2 separate regions of the Homo sapiens genome follow, and region 1 is linked to region 2. Evidence: chromatin contacts called from ENCODE Hi-C data. All regions are on one chromosome and are shown on one strand. The core of a region is the stretch at or near the end of the contact, and the rest is flanking DNA. Distances in the headings are between cores, read along the strand shown.

Region 1 (6,892 bases), core at 1,832-4,331, 200 kb after region 2:
GCCTCACTTGTCTCGTCTAAGTCCCAGCCAGCTGTCTCCAGAAACCTCACAGAACTACCTTGATCTCTGCATCTGAAAGGTTGTAATGATGAGCCTGGATGTGGATATTTTTTTCACTGACTGAGTTGGATACTCAGTGGATCTTACCATCTAGGACACATGTCCTTTAATTCTGGGAAATTTTCTTGTATTATTTCCTTGACAATTTCATTCCTTCCTCTCTCCATTTCCGGGACCCCTATTAGCTGAATGTTGGACCTCCTAGATTGATTCATTAATTATATATAAATTTTTTCAGAGACAGGTCTTGCTCTGTCACCCAGACTGGAGTACAGTGGTACGATCAGGGCTCAACAGCAGTCTCAAACTCCTGGGCTCGGCCGGGCATGGTGGCTCACACCTGTAATCCCAGCACAACAGAAGAAAAAAAACCTCCTGGGCTCAAGTGATCCTCCTATCTCAGCCTCCCCTAGTGGCTGCGACTACAGGTGCACCATATGCAACTAATTTGTTTATTTTCTGTAGAAATGTGGTTCTACTATGTTGCCCAGGCTGGTCCCAAACTCCTGGCCTCAAGCAATCCTCCCACCTCAGCCTCCTGAAGCACTGGGATTATAAGCATGAGTCACCACGCCCAGCATGATCCCTAATTGCTTACACTTTCTCTCCTGCCTCTTCTCTGCTTCATGTCTTTGTCTCTCTTTGTTATATGTACAGAGGAAGTTCTTCAACTTTATCTTCCAACTCTTGATAATTTTTAAAATTTTTACCATCAGGATTTTTACTTTTAAGGATTCTTTCTTTTTCTCTATTTCTTTTTTATTTCACTCTGTTACTTTTTAATGGGTGCAATATGTTCTTGTATCTCTCTAAGGATATCAGTTATGGTTTCTTCAACCTTATATTCTGCTCCCTGCATAGTCTCCATTTCCTCTTGGTTCATATCTTCCTCAGAATACTGAGAGAAAGTGTCCCTCAAGTGTCCGTGATCTTTGGGTGTGTGTTGGTATTTAATGGTTCCCCACTGCAGGGCCAGTTGGAGGTATGAAGTGCCTGAGTGTGGCATGTTAATTGGACACTCAGTTGCTCCCACCAGCTTATCTGCTACAGACCCCTGAGCATAAGCATCTGTCAGTCATTTCTTTGGGCTTGTTTAATTCCTCCAGTGAAAACACACTTCAATCTTTGCATGGGGTTAGTGCAGGATGCAGGCATAAGCCTGATTCTGGTACCCTGGAGGTGGGTGGGGAAGGAGGCTGGGAGCCTTTATTAGGACACCTCACCCCTTCTCTTCACACTTGGCATCTCTGAGACCAGGACCTCTGGTCTCTCGTGGGAGTAAGGAGGACAGTCACCTGGCTGCATAGGATGGAGTGGGACTTGGAAGTCTACTGCTCCTTACACAGACTTTCAAACTACCCCCTACCCCTATTCTCAGGTCCTGCCCCACTTCCTGTGATACCTGGTGCCTCTGATCCTGGACCCTTTCTGGGTCTCTGTAGAGAAAATCAGCTCATTTCTATAGTGCCTTCCCCACTGGTAAGTACAGAGGTTTGATGTTTCTCCTCTCTGCTGAGCGCTTTATCCTCCTCCAGCAGCTTCCCCCTCCACGTATTGAGATTCAAGAGTAGGGAGGTCTCCATGTTCCACCAAAGACGGAGTTCAGGCTTCTATTCCTGTTCTCCTGTGGTTTCTGTACAGTTTTCAGGAGGGGAAAGGAGTGGAAACCTTTCTTCTACTGTCTTAGAAAGTCTTGGGCAAAATCTGAAATGGGGGATAGGAGTTGACCAGGCAGATGAGGCAGCAAAGGGTATTCCTGCCAGAGGCAGCTATCTTCACAGGCAAAGAGGAATAAAGAGAGCCTCCTGCTGCATGGCTGCAAGCAGGGAGAAGCTAGAGCCTAGGCTAAGGAAGTGGATCCGGAAGGGCCTTCAATGGGCCAAGAAGTGTGTCCTTGATCCTGGAGCAAACGAGGAGTGGGAGGAGAGGAGCCCCTTGGCCACATCTGCCCTGGGGCAGCAGCATGGCAGAGGTGCCAGGGGAGCAGAGCGTGGGGGGCATGCGGGGGAACAGACACGCTGGGAGGAGAGAGTCCCCTAGGGATGTGAATGTGGGAACAGGAGGAGGAGTACTCTGAAAGCTGTCTCAGAGCTGGAACCAGCAGGACTTGTGACTAACAGGAACGGGGCATGAGGGCAGAGGGAGAAGTGTAGTTTGAATCAAGTTTCTGGTTTGGGCAACAGAGTAGGTGGCAAGGCTGTTGACAGAGATGAAGAAACACCGCGGGAGAAGGCAATGTGGGGAAAACTCTATTTGCATCTGTATTACATTCCTCCAAATTCCATCTCTGAGAAGTCCACGCTGGCATTATATATAGTCGCAGTCAATATCCACATAACATTGTGGTCCTGCTTTTTTCCCTTAGCAGTACGTTTCCAGGTGTCACCAGAATCCTCAACGTCTTCCTTTGATTTGGCCACAGAATATTCCATTGTGTTAATAAACATGCCGGTTTCACCTTCTTATCCCCATATTCTGGGCATTCTGAAGAGGACTGTGATGGACACCAAGTTGTTCTCAGTAGGGCCTGTGAGTGGCTCCATAGCCCAGGTCTCCTGCCTCCTCCAAGGCTGAGGACCCCCTGAGGGCAGCTCAGGGGTGCCGTTGCATCTGCTCTGCCATCTACAACAGGAAATGTTGAGGAAGAATGCTTGAGACCTCACAGTCCCTGTAACTCACTGATCCCCAAAACCACCCCTGAACCTCAGAGGAACTTGCTTCCCCCTCTGGTCCCCAGGCAACACTGATTCTCCCAAGCTAGGTCGGAGCAGGGAACCTCACTCTTCCTCCACCTGAGCCCTCTCCCCTTCCCAGTGGCCATGCTGTTTTCTGCCGTCACCCTCCCCAGTAATGGCCTCGCTCACATCTCCTCTCAAGAGGGTCCCAAGGTACATGGGTCAAGTGAAATCAGGGTTGCCCCAGACCTAAGAACAGTGGTGCCCCCAGAGGGAAGCTGGAGCCCTGTGGCAGAGGTGGAGGAAGAGGAGAGGACCAATCAGTTGTTATGGCAACCAGGGCTCCCAAGATGGAGGGAAGGGAAAAGGCGGCCCTGCTCATCAGTTGCCATGGCAACCCAGAGCCTCCAGGCCAGCTTTGAAAACAAAAACCACACACACCCCACTTAACAAAGAAAGTACCCAGGACTCCTCGGTATGCTCCGCAATCCAGAGCGCCAAACGGAACAGGTCAAGGTCTGGTCTCACGATTGACTTTGTAGACTTTTTTTAGGGGCAGAAGGGCTGCTTTTTTTCTGAGAAAATAGAGAGCCAGGGCTTGATAACCCGTAGGGTCACTCAGCAAGCATTTACTGAGCCTACTACATGCCAGGGCCACAGCGACAAATTAAGATCCAGACCCACTTTCAAAGGAGGAGAACAGATATTTCCACATCAGTACGAGACTTGCTGGAAGTCTTCCCTGACGACGGTTTGGCAGTGTTCATTAAAAATTTTAAGTGGATGTTCTCTGTGACCCAGCAATCCCATTTCTAAGACGCTGCCTGCAGAAATATTTGAATCTGAAGGTGATCTTTGCAGCATTATTTACAGCAGTAGATAATGGAAAACAACCTAAATGTCCCGTAATGGAGGCCAGTTACATCAATTTTGGTACATGCATACACGTTGAAAATGCAAAGGCGTACGGGCGGAAGAACACATAAGGAACCATTAGCAGCCATTACCCAGGAGTCGCAGGACTGACCAATAGGGTTAGAGAAGGGGGGCGTTTCACTTTACTTCTCAACCATTTGGAGATGTTACAAGAGTGCGCTTCCCTCCCGCCCCCAAGAGAGACGGGCTCTTGCTTTGTCACCCAAACTGGAGTGCAGTGGCACATCACGGCTCACTGCAGCCTTGACCTTCCAGGCTCAAGTAATCCTCCCCTCAGCCTCCTGAGTTCAGCCTCCTGAGTAGCTGGGACTATAGGTGTGTGCCACCTGCCCAGTTAATTTTTTGTATTTGTTTAGTTTTTTTGTTTTTGGGGGTTTTTTTTTCCTTTTTTTGAAATGAAGTATTACTCTGTCATCCAAGCTGGGGTGCAGTGGCACTATCTCGGCTCACTGCAACCCCCGCCTTTCGGGTTCAAGCAATTCTTGTGCCTCAGCCTCCTGAGTAGCTGGGATTACAGGTACCCGCCACCACGCCTGGCTAATTTTTGTATTTTTTAGTAGAGACAGGGTATCGCCATGTTGGCCAGGCTGGTCTTGAACTCCCAACCTCAGGTGATCCACCCGCCTGGGCCTCCCAAAGTGTTTTTGTATTTTTTGTAGAGACGGATTATCGCTATGTTGCCAGGGCTAGTCTTGAACTCCTAGCTTCAAGCGATCCTCCGCCTTGGCCTCCCGAAGTGCTGAGATTACAGGAGTGATCTACCGCGCCTGGTTTACTTTTATAACTTAAGGAAAATGCTAAATGTTTGGGATGATTGGTCATACAATGGGATTTATAGTGATGAAAATCAAGTACGTTAACTGGTTATGATACAATGCAAAAAAAAAAAAAAAAAAAAAACCAGCACAGGCCAGGCGCGGTGGCTCATACCTGTAATCCCGGCACTTTGGAAGGTCAAGGCGGGTGAATCACTTGAGGTCAGGATTTCGAGACCAGCCTGGCCAACATGGTGAAAACCCGTCTCTACTAAAAATACAAAAATTAGCTGGGCATGGTGGCCAGTGCCTGTAATCCCAGCTACTCGGGAGGCTGAGGCAGGAGAATCTCTCACACTCAGGAGATGGAGGTTGCAGTGAGCCTTGATTGTGCCACTGTACTCCAGCCTAGATGACAGAGCAAGACTGTGTCTCAAAAAAAAAAAAAAAAAAAAGCACAAAGGCACTTACAATAGGAGCATCAAGGGAGAAGAGGAGAAGTAAGATGGGTGGGAAGAAGTTAGGTCTTGCAGGTTGCAGAAAATGTCATCATCAGGAGAAGGAGGAAAGGCATTTTAGCTGAAGAAATGGCAAAAGCAAAGGCTAGGAAGAGTAAAACTTCCAGTACTCTAGAAAATCCCAAGTGGTCTCTGTGGCAGAGGTGAAGAGATGTGACACAGACCTTACACAGGAGCAGCAGGAAGCCATCCCAAGTTTGAAAGTAGGGAAAGGACATGAGGAGAGCAGAACCTACAAAGATTTCTCCAGGCAGACGTGAAGGAGAAGTACTAGAGTCCAGGAGACACCTTAGGAAGCTACTGTAATCACACAGGAGTGACACGAGGAGGACCCCACAGGAGGGTGGACGGAGGGGAGAGGGAATTACAAGAAGTATTTCATATGTAAATGGCAGGAGTTTATGATGTTTCTCAATCCATAGACTTACTTTCTAGAGCTAGATGAGGTTCCTCAGCTTACAGATGGGGAAACCGAGGCACAGCTAGGGGAAGTGAGGGTTTCCAGGACAATAGGTTTATGACTTGAAGTTTTCTCTGGGCCTCCTGGGAGAGGAGGCTCAATCCTTCCAAGATCTGACCTTTTTTAACTCTTAATTCAGACAATTCCCAACTGAGGGGGATGGGCAAAGGTGAGGCTGTGGCCCAAGAAACCCCTGCAGGAAGAAAAGAGGGAGGAAGAGGACGACCCCCTTTGGTATCTGGATGCTGAGAGTCCCACTCTGAGATCCCAGCCTCCTTAAAGAGAGCACTCTTGGTCCCAGACTCGAGCATGGCTGTCCTGCAGGGAGCTTGGGGCAGTGCTCAGGCCCTGGGAGGGGTGTCTGGTGGTGGGCAAGGTGCCACCACGAGCTGGTCCAGGAAGTGCCTCTGTCACGTGCGTGCCTCCCCAGTGTCCTGTCCCACACCTGGCACCATGGCAGCACTGGGACAAGCACAGCGCTGGACTCAGGAGTCAAGAGCCCTGGAATCTACTGCCTTTCTGTCCTGCCACTCAGCAAGCTGGCCTTGAGCTTGCCACTAGCACTCCCATGTGATAAGGCCCATGAAGGCATGAACTCACACTGAGGAATGCTATGCTAAACACGGCCCTCTTCCTGGAGAGGAAAATGGAAAAGCCCCAGGCGGGGGAGTATTATCACAAAACTGTCAGCATGTCTACATTTATCAGATTAGTTAAAAGAAGAGACAGGGCTGATCGTAATCATTCCCGAAATATGTGCAACTATTCAGCTTGCAACTACTCCCACACACAGGCCTCTCATTTGACTTTCAAAAATTAAAACAAAAACACTCAGGACAGGTGCTGCTATTCCATTTTACAGGAAGCAGGTTCTGAGAGATTCAGACTCAATCCATATGTATTAAGTGTCCATCTCACGCCAGCGCCTGGACAGAGGTACCAGCAGCTGCTAGAATACAGTTAGATCCGTTCGCACTGGTCCAAAAAGATACTCCATGAGAACAGGGTTACATGTCAAACAAGCTTAGGAAATACTCCAGACTTTATCCCTCCCGCTTCTGATGAATCGCTGTGCCTATTAAATTACTCAAGGCCCTGCCTGGGAAGTCCTGCTTAGCTCTGTTCAACATCTCTCCCAAGTACATGGCCATGGAACCGCCTTTTACACACAACTTCTTAACAGCCTGCAGAACTTGGGTTTTGTGGAACACATTCTTGCAAATGCTGACCTGAGCAGTAGAAACAGAGCACTGAAGATGGGATTTCAGACAATCAGATGAAGAATACATCCTGGGGCAGCATCTTGCCTCTGTCTATCAACTCACAGCAGAAGCATCTGCCTTTTCCTGGGCTTCGGAATACAGCGAGCTGATGGGGCCAAGTTCTGTGGGACTGTTAGTTGTAGTCTCAGCTGGCAAGTCAAGGACCAAGCCTCGGCTGCATCAGAGCTTGTCTGTGGCTCTGGACCCGTCGTTTTCAGGTGGGCGC
Region 2 (7,204 bases), core at 1,855-4,354:
GAGCCAAGTTCCCTGCAGCTGCCTGCAAGCACCTGCGGCATACAAGGCCTGTGCATACAGGGTATAGGCCACACAGACAGGTCTAACAATTACTGTTCTAACCAAAATAGTCATTGCTACCATCTTTTGAGTGGACACTTGCTATATGCCTGATGAAGTTAAGAGTTTTCCAGGCATGAGCTCATTTAATCTACAGCCCAGACCATGAGATAAAGAATGTTATCCCAATTTTGCAGATGAGAAAGCTGAGGCACAGAACGGTTAAATGGCACACTGAAGGTCACACAGCCAGGAAGTTGCTGTTGCGGGATTGAAGCCAAGCCCTTGATTCTAGGTTCAGTAGCTTTCCCTCCCTCCTTGGCCCATATTACGGAAATCGTGGTCTGAGATATCCCCAGGGGTAAGTCCTATGAGCTAATGAGGAACATCAGAGGTCACTGGTCCATCTTTCTGCTTTGGCACGAAATGCTACAGCTCAAAGGGACTTTGCCATTCTGATGGCAAAGTAGAGTCAGGAGCCACCTCCTCATGAGCAGGTCTTGGGGTGGGGCCAATATTTCTGTGTTGGGAGGGAGGAAAGGCCTAAAGAGGACCATGGACCCCAAGCGAGTGACCATTCTGCCTCCGCCTGAGGCATCCCAGGGCTACATACAACAAGTGCCCCAGGAACCTGGGCTCCAGTCTCACGTTCACTGCTGCCTTTCTCTGTGACCCTGGGAAAGCCCTTCCCCTTCTCTGAGTCTCAGTTTCCCCCTGTGTCACAGGTCTTTGACTTGTTTTGTCAGCTCTGGCATTCATGAGTGCCCCTTTCATAACTATGGTCAATCCCTCACCCTCTCCTCGGGTTCTCCCCAATCCCAGGCTTCTCCAGTCCTGCTGAAGAGCCTGGTGTGGTTAAAAGAACAGGGGCTAGGCCCAGGGCTACCTGGAACACACAATCCCCTTTGAGGCCACCAGGTCCAGGACATTTCTGAGACTCAGCTACATTTCAAACCCATTCCTACCCCCAAGATGCAGCCCACATCCTGTTACCCACCTCCAGGATGAATGAGCTGGGCTGTGTAATAGACTCCTTAGAGGAGCCGCCAGCTCCAGTCTCTTACAGGATTCTCTCAAGGCACCTTCCCCTGACTCAGGAGGAGCCAGAGACACCTGCAGGCCTTGTCAGAACCTGTGGGGTACATGTGCTTGGCCGGCTGTGTGAGCAGGTGCAGGGTGTTCTGTGCACCTGTGGTCATGTGTATCCCTGTGCTGTAGGCCTGCATGTGTGCTGTGTGCATGCAGAGAAATATATGCTGTGGATGCATTTTTAAGTAGTCCATCCGTCTTTGCTCGTGAGTCCCCACTCAAGTCACTCAGTGTCCCTAGATCAACCTGGAAACAAGATTTAGACGAGCCACCTGGAGACACACCTGGGAACCCAACACTCCATTCTGAAGGTTCTAGGATTTCTTGCACTCATGTGCACACACAAATACACCCGTACACATGGTTTCCTTCACCCCTTTGTACTGTTTAAATTAATATCTGTCATCCTCCATAGATTATAAGCATCTTGGGGATGGAGCCCAATTCAGTCCACCTTCAATTCTCCACCCCTGAGCCCTACCCAGCACTTAGCACAGGATTCGGAACAAGTGACTTGCTCAATTTTGTTAAAATGTCTTCAGTTTTAAATGCAGGTTTATGTGTGCATATTTGCACTAGGGGTATGGCTACACACATGTGAGTCTCCTTGCCTGCACTGGTGTGTGCCCACATACTCATGTGTTCAAATAAGCAAGCATGCACAGATGTGCACATCAACTAGTGTGACTAGCACACACCTGTGTGCACGTGTCTTTGAGCATATGTTTGTGTGCTGGCATACCCCTGTATGTGTATGAGCCTGACATATGCCTGTCAATGGACACTGGAGTGTCCCTCTGCATAGCCACTGACATGCACAAGTATTACCACTCATTTCATCATTCATTTAGTTATCACTTGACAAATGTTTAATTAACACCTTCTATGCACCCACCACTGTGCTAGCATTCGGTGAATGAAACGAAGTCCCTGCCTCCACACAGCGTACATCCTGGTGGATGCTTGTACACATGGTGGGTGAGCACACGTGTGGCCTAGGTGCTAACATATGTGCACGTGGCAGCATGTGTATATGCACCATGCGGAGTGGAGCTGGCACCCCTTCCTGATCCAGTTAGTAAGAAAGAGCACTCTGTCTTCCCCCTCCGTGGCTGGAACAGCTCACCTCTGGGGGAGGGGACACTAGGTGCCGGGGATCCCCCACCCCAGCCTGGACCTTGCCCCAGCTGTGACAAGGAGTCAGCCAAAGTGACTCCTCCATGCCAAGGGGCATGGAGGACTTTTAAACCAGGCTGGGGGCCGGCCTAAGAGGCCAGCAGGCCTGGCTGGAGAAGAAAGTAGAGGCAAAGGCCCAGGCATTGTTCTCTCATGTATCCTTCAAGATCACCAGCACGAAGTGGCATCAGGCGTAGCCATAGACAAAGACAGCACTCCTCCAGCAAGCTTGACCATATGGAGGAGGGGGTGGGAGGGGACAGGGGCCAGGCCTTCTGGCTTAGGATGAGCCTAGAGAGCAGCAGAAAGAAAACACAGGCAATACAAGGCCTGGCCCCTAACCTTGCCCATGATGACAGCCCCGCCTTGCTGCACAGCCTTGGAGCCTCTGCCCCATCTGAGGTAAGTGGGGCGGGAGGTCTAGGTGACTTTGAGGGCTGCCCTTCAGGCCTTTCCCTGTGATGACTCACGCTACCCCAGGATTTGGGCCACGGAGGGTGGAGTGAGGCCTGAGTCCAGGTTCTGATGGACATGAACACACAGGAGGAATAAGAAACTAGGTCAGAGGGTTCCTGTAGGGGAATGGTATGTGTCCCAGGGCCTGGCCCAAGGTGCAGCGGCTGTCGTGCCTCTGCCCTGCCTTCCACCTGGGGACCCTTCCACTCATGCATTGTGAAAATTTCCCAATTAAAGATGCTCACACCTACTAGTTAGTGGAGAATACAGAATACACAATCAGATCACCCGTCAGGTCCTGGCTCCGTGTGTCCACGTCCAGCCCTCCAGCACGTGGCTCCTCCGTCTCAGCACCACACCCATGAGCTGCCCCAAGTCTGTTTAGCTGTGCAGTATCTAATCCAAGAGGGCAGGGACTGTGTCCACTTGGTTCTCACACTGTCCCCAGTGTCCGGCACACACAGATCTGGCTGACGGGAGGCACTCAATAAACATTTGTTGAGCAAATAAATTAACTGCATGAACATGTTAACAGTGAATATTCAGGGTCGGGAAATTTCAGATCACTTTTATTTATTTCCTTATACTTTTAAGTCATCTCCATGTTTTCTAAAATGAGCATGTGTTGATTTCATAACCAGACACTTCCCCCCTCCCCAACCAAAAAAAAAGCTTCTAAAAACAGAATAAAGCAGAGCTTCTTCTCCTGCTTCAAGGCCCTACTCCCCAGACACCCTCAGTGACAGCCCGTTTGTCCTCTGGGTTTTCTCAGCACTGCCTGTGGGAATAGCCATGTCACCAAGCAAGTTAGGGACCAGCAGCAGGGCTCCCATCCCCCAGACCAGAGGCTCTCACTGCCTCATCTTCTCATGTCCACCGCTGAGTTTTGTTTTAAATGTTTGTTAAATCCCAGCTCTACCATTCACTCGCTTGGTGCTGCTGGGTGAATGACTCAACATCTTAGTGCCTCTGTTTTCTCATCTTTAAAAGGGGAATACTGCTAGTATCTACCCCATGGGGTGGGTGGGAGAACTAAGTGCACATAACGCACTTAGCACCATGTCCGCCTGAGGGTAAGCACTCAATAATTGTCTGTCTGGTTGGTTTCGATTTCTTTTATTAAGTCCTTCTCACAAGCCACAATAAGGGTTCTGCGTCTGTCATCAAGCTTAGTTCCCACAATGCTAGCAAGTCAGGCTTGTGATTGGACCCATATTGCAAAAGAGGAGCCAAAGGCTTAGACAATCAAGTCACTTTCCCCAAAGTCGCACAGCAAGGAGGCCACAGCATTGGGATTTGAATCTAGATCTGTCTGACTCCAGACCAAGTGCTCCTGAAGTTTCAAATTCCATCTATGAGGAGAGGCCAGGGTGGGATAAGTTTGAGCTATAGGACAAGGCTCTGTGTCTTGGAAGGGTAGAGGGACAAGAGAGAAGATGGCCAAGAGAGGTTAAGCCTGGAGCTCCTTCCCTACACCCAGTAGTATACACTGAATACGGAGTGGCCACTGATTTGCCAGGGACAGCAGCTGTGGGGCTGGGAAGAATCCTTGGACTTGACCTCCCTGCTTCCCTCAGCAAGACCAGCATTCAAATCCCAGCATGGGTCATTCATTCCATCCTCCCCTTTACTCATTCATTCATCCATTCATTCACTTCCCTAACAATTATTTGTTGAGTACCTGCTATGTGCTGAATAACATTCTAGGCCCTAGAGATAAGTAGTGAACAAAATAGTGGAGTTTACATTCTAATGCAGGAGACAGGCAGTACGCATCTTAACAAGGCAGCGAACAGGTCAGATGTTGATGGGATCCCTTCATTGATGGAGAAGGTAAGGGGAGAGGAAGTGCCAGCGCTGGCACTCTGTTTCCTATCAGTGGTCAGGAAGGACCTTGCTGAGCAAAGATCTGTAGGAAGTGGAGGAGTAAGCCATGGGCACCACTAGACAAGAGGGTGGTGGGCAGAGGGAGCTGTATCCACTATGCTCCTCGTCTACCCATCCATCACTGTTCTGCCATCCTGTCGTCCTCTACTAACTATTAGAGGTTATAATCTCTCATTTTCACTACACCCCTCTGATACAGGCATCATTAGGATTCACCTTTCAAACATTAAAAACAGAGGCTCAGCAAAGCCCTGTGACTCTCCCACGGGCTGGGGGAGGTAGGCAGCCCAGGTCCCTCCAGGACACCTCCCCTCCCCGGCTCTGTCCTGCTTGCTGCCCAGAAAGGCTGTGATTCAGTGACCTGCACTAAGGGGATGGAGCAGGACTTGGGGGGGCCGTAGAGCTGCAGTTCAGGGAAGATTCTGGAGCCAGACTTCCTGGGTTCACATTCAGCTCCACTAAGTTCCTGCTGCATGGTCTAGCTCTCTGTCTCCATTCCCTCCTCTGATAAATGAGGATGATCACAGAACTACTTCTACAGTTGCTGTAAGGAGTAAGTAACTTACATAAAGAGTTTACGACAGAGCCTGGTAAGTGCGATGTGAGTGTCAGCAGTTCTGTGACTGGCTGGGGTCGGGCAGGGGAGCTCTGAGACCAGCTACCCAGGGATTTGGGAGCTGGACAATGCCAAGGTCCTGCGTCAGCCCAGGGCTCTGGCTCACACTGGGCCCTCTGTCTCAGAGACTCTGATCCTTGCCTGTCCTTGGCTGACCAGAGGGGAGGTGCCAGGCGTGGGATGGGGGTACGTTCCTGAGGGCTGAGGTCTGGAGTGGGAAGGGGAGGGGCAGAGAAGGCAGAGTGGGACAGCAGGGACTCCTCTCTAACAGAAGCCCAGTGCTGTCCAGAGGTCAGGAAAGGTGGAGCCACTCCCAGCCCCAGGGAATGAATCATGATTGGTCTAAGCCAATCCCAGTAACCCCAATGACTATGCTTTGTTCGGGGAGAGAGGGCAGGTGGTGCAATTTTGGCCAGCAAAACAAAAGAAAATGTCTGCTGGGGGACTTCTGGGAAAAGTTTCTTTGCTCTTGAAAAGAAATGAGTCACAAGAAGCAAGTTGTTTTCTGCCTCTGGCTGCAGCTATAAGGCTGTGATACTTGGAGCAGTGGCAGCCACCTCATGACCATGAGGGAACAGCCCACCCTGAGGATGGAAGAGAGAGAAAAGGGAAAACAAAAACCATGGCCTCAGGGGATGTTGCTGAGTCATGGAATTAAGCAACGCTGCCTCTGGAACATCTCGTCCTATGAGATAACACATTTTCTTTATGGTTGATGCCTGCAGTGGTCGATTCTTCTATTACTTGCTGCCTAAAGCACCCTGACTCAGCATCTTAGCCTGACCTCCTCTTTCTGGCTTGGGTCCATGTGGGTGCTCAGGTGAGGAATGGGGCTGGGTCAGACCAGTGCCCTTTTCTGTACAGACAAGGGACTTCAGGCAGGTAGGAAGACCCCACCCCACCCCCCAAGATCCTGGATCCCAGGAATGAGTGTAGAGCCCAGGAAAGTTACTTACCTGAACTCAAGAGGGACTTGTATTAGTCTGTTTTCATGCTCCTGATAAAGACATACCCAAGACTCGGCAATTTACAAAAGAAAGAGGTTTATTGAACTTACAGTTCCACGTGGCTGGGGAGGCCTCATAATCATGGCAGAAGGTGAAAGTCATGTCTCACATGGTGGCAAACAAGAGAAGAGAGCTTGTGCAGGGAAAGTCCCCTTTTTAAGACCATCACATCTCATGAAACTTATTCACTATCACAAGAACAGCATGGGAAAAACCTGCCCCCATGATTCAATCACCTTCCACCCGGTCCCTCCCACAACATGTGGGAATTCAAGATGAGATTTGGGTGGGGACACAGCCAAACCATATCTGAGCTACAGGTGCCTCTTCTGCCCAGTGACCTAGAAGGTTATGTTTCTCACCCTTGAGTCTTTGGGGACTTGAGGCTTCAAGATCATGCTGGGCTTGAACTGACGGTGCCTGTTTGGGACCACATGGGCAAAGGCAGGCGGGAGGATACAAGCTGGGCTCCCCACCATCCTCGGCTGCTGTAGGAAGGAGACACAGCAAGCAGGCCTTGATTACAGGGCTGTACTTGAGGAGCTCTAGGAGCCCCTTCTGCTGAGACACAAGAATAATTAACCTACAAGGGAGTCCTTTATAAACTGTAATGTACAGTTCACATATCAAGTGCTCATATAACATGACGCTGGTACCTGACACATGACGGGCACTTCATGGATATTTGTTGGTTTCATGAATAAATGAATGAGTGGATGAGTACTGACTGATGTCATGAATGAATGAATGAGTGAATCCTAGTGTCATTACTATTATGGGATGTATTCGTCATTACTCCCAAAACTTAGAGGCTTAAAACAATACACGTTTACCATCTCACTGTTTCTGTGGTTCAGGAATCCAGACATGGCTTGACTGGGTTCTAGCTGCAGGATCTCTCACTAGGAGGGCCTTGTTGATAAATCAGGGCTGG

Evidence for each region. A loop is a pair of places that touch in the nucleus more often than their neighbours do.
Region 1: a map of gastrocnemius medialis shows a loop between it and region 2 (3-fold over the local background). The contact joins the promoter of LINC02690 here to the enhancer-like site in region 2. A Hi-C loop is called at or near these places in 1 of 168 maps with a recorded cell type or tissue (gastrocnemius medialis).

The regions. Positions count from the first base shown.
Region 1 is chr11:45,748,527-45,755,418 of GRCh38, forward strand. It overlaps LINC02690 (long intergenic non-protein coding RNA 2690), which reads right to left and starts at 3,082. Exons shown (of 2, transcript NR_183774.1): 1 at 2,985-3,082; 2 at 2,294-2,682.
Region 2 is chr11:45,551,632-45,558,835 of GRCh38, forward strand. No RefSeq gene overlaps it. Among named protein-coding and RNA genes, the nearest start is that of CHST1, 110 kb to the right of the region's middle. Within about 2 kb of position 3,105, at least 2 of the 41 ENCODE cell types and tissues checked have a DNase peak (open chromatin) inside an H3K27ac peak, as active enhancers do; they include gastrocnemius medialis, where a contact is called at or near this core.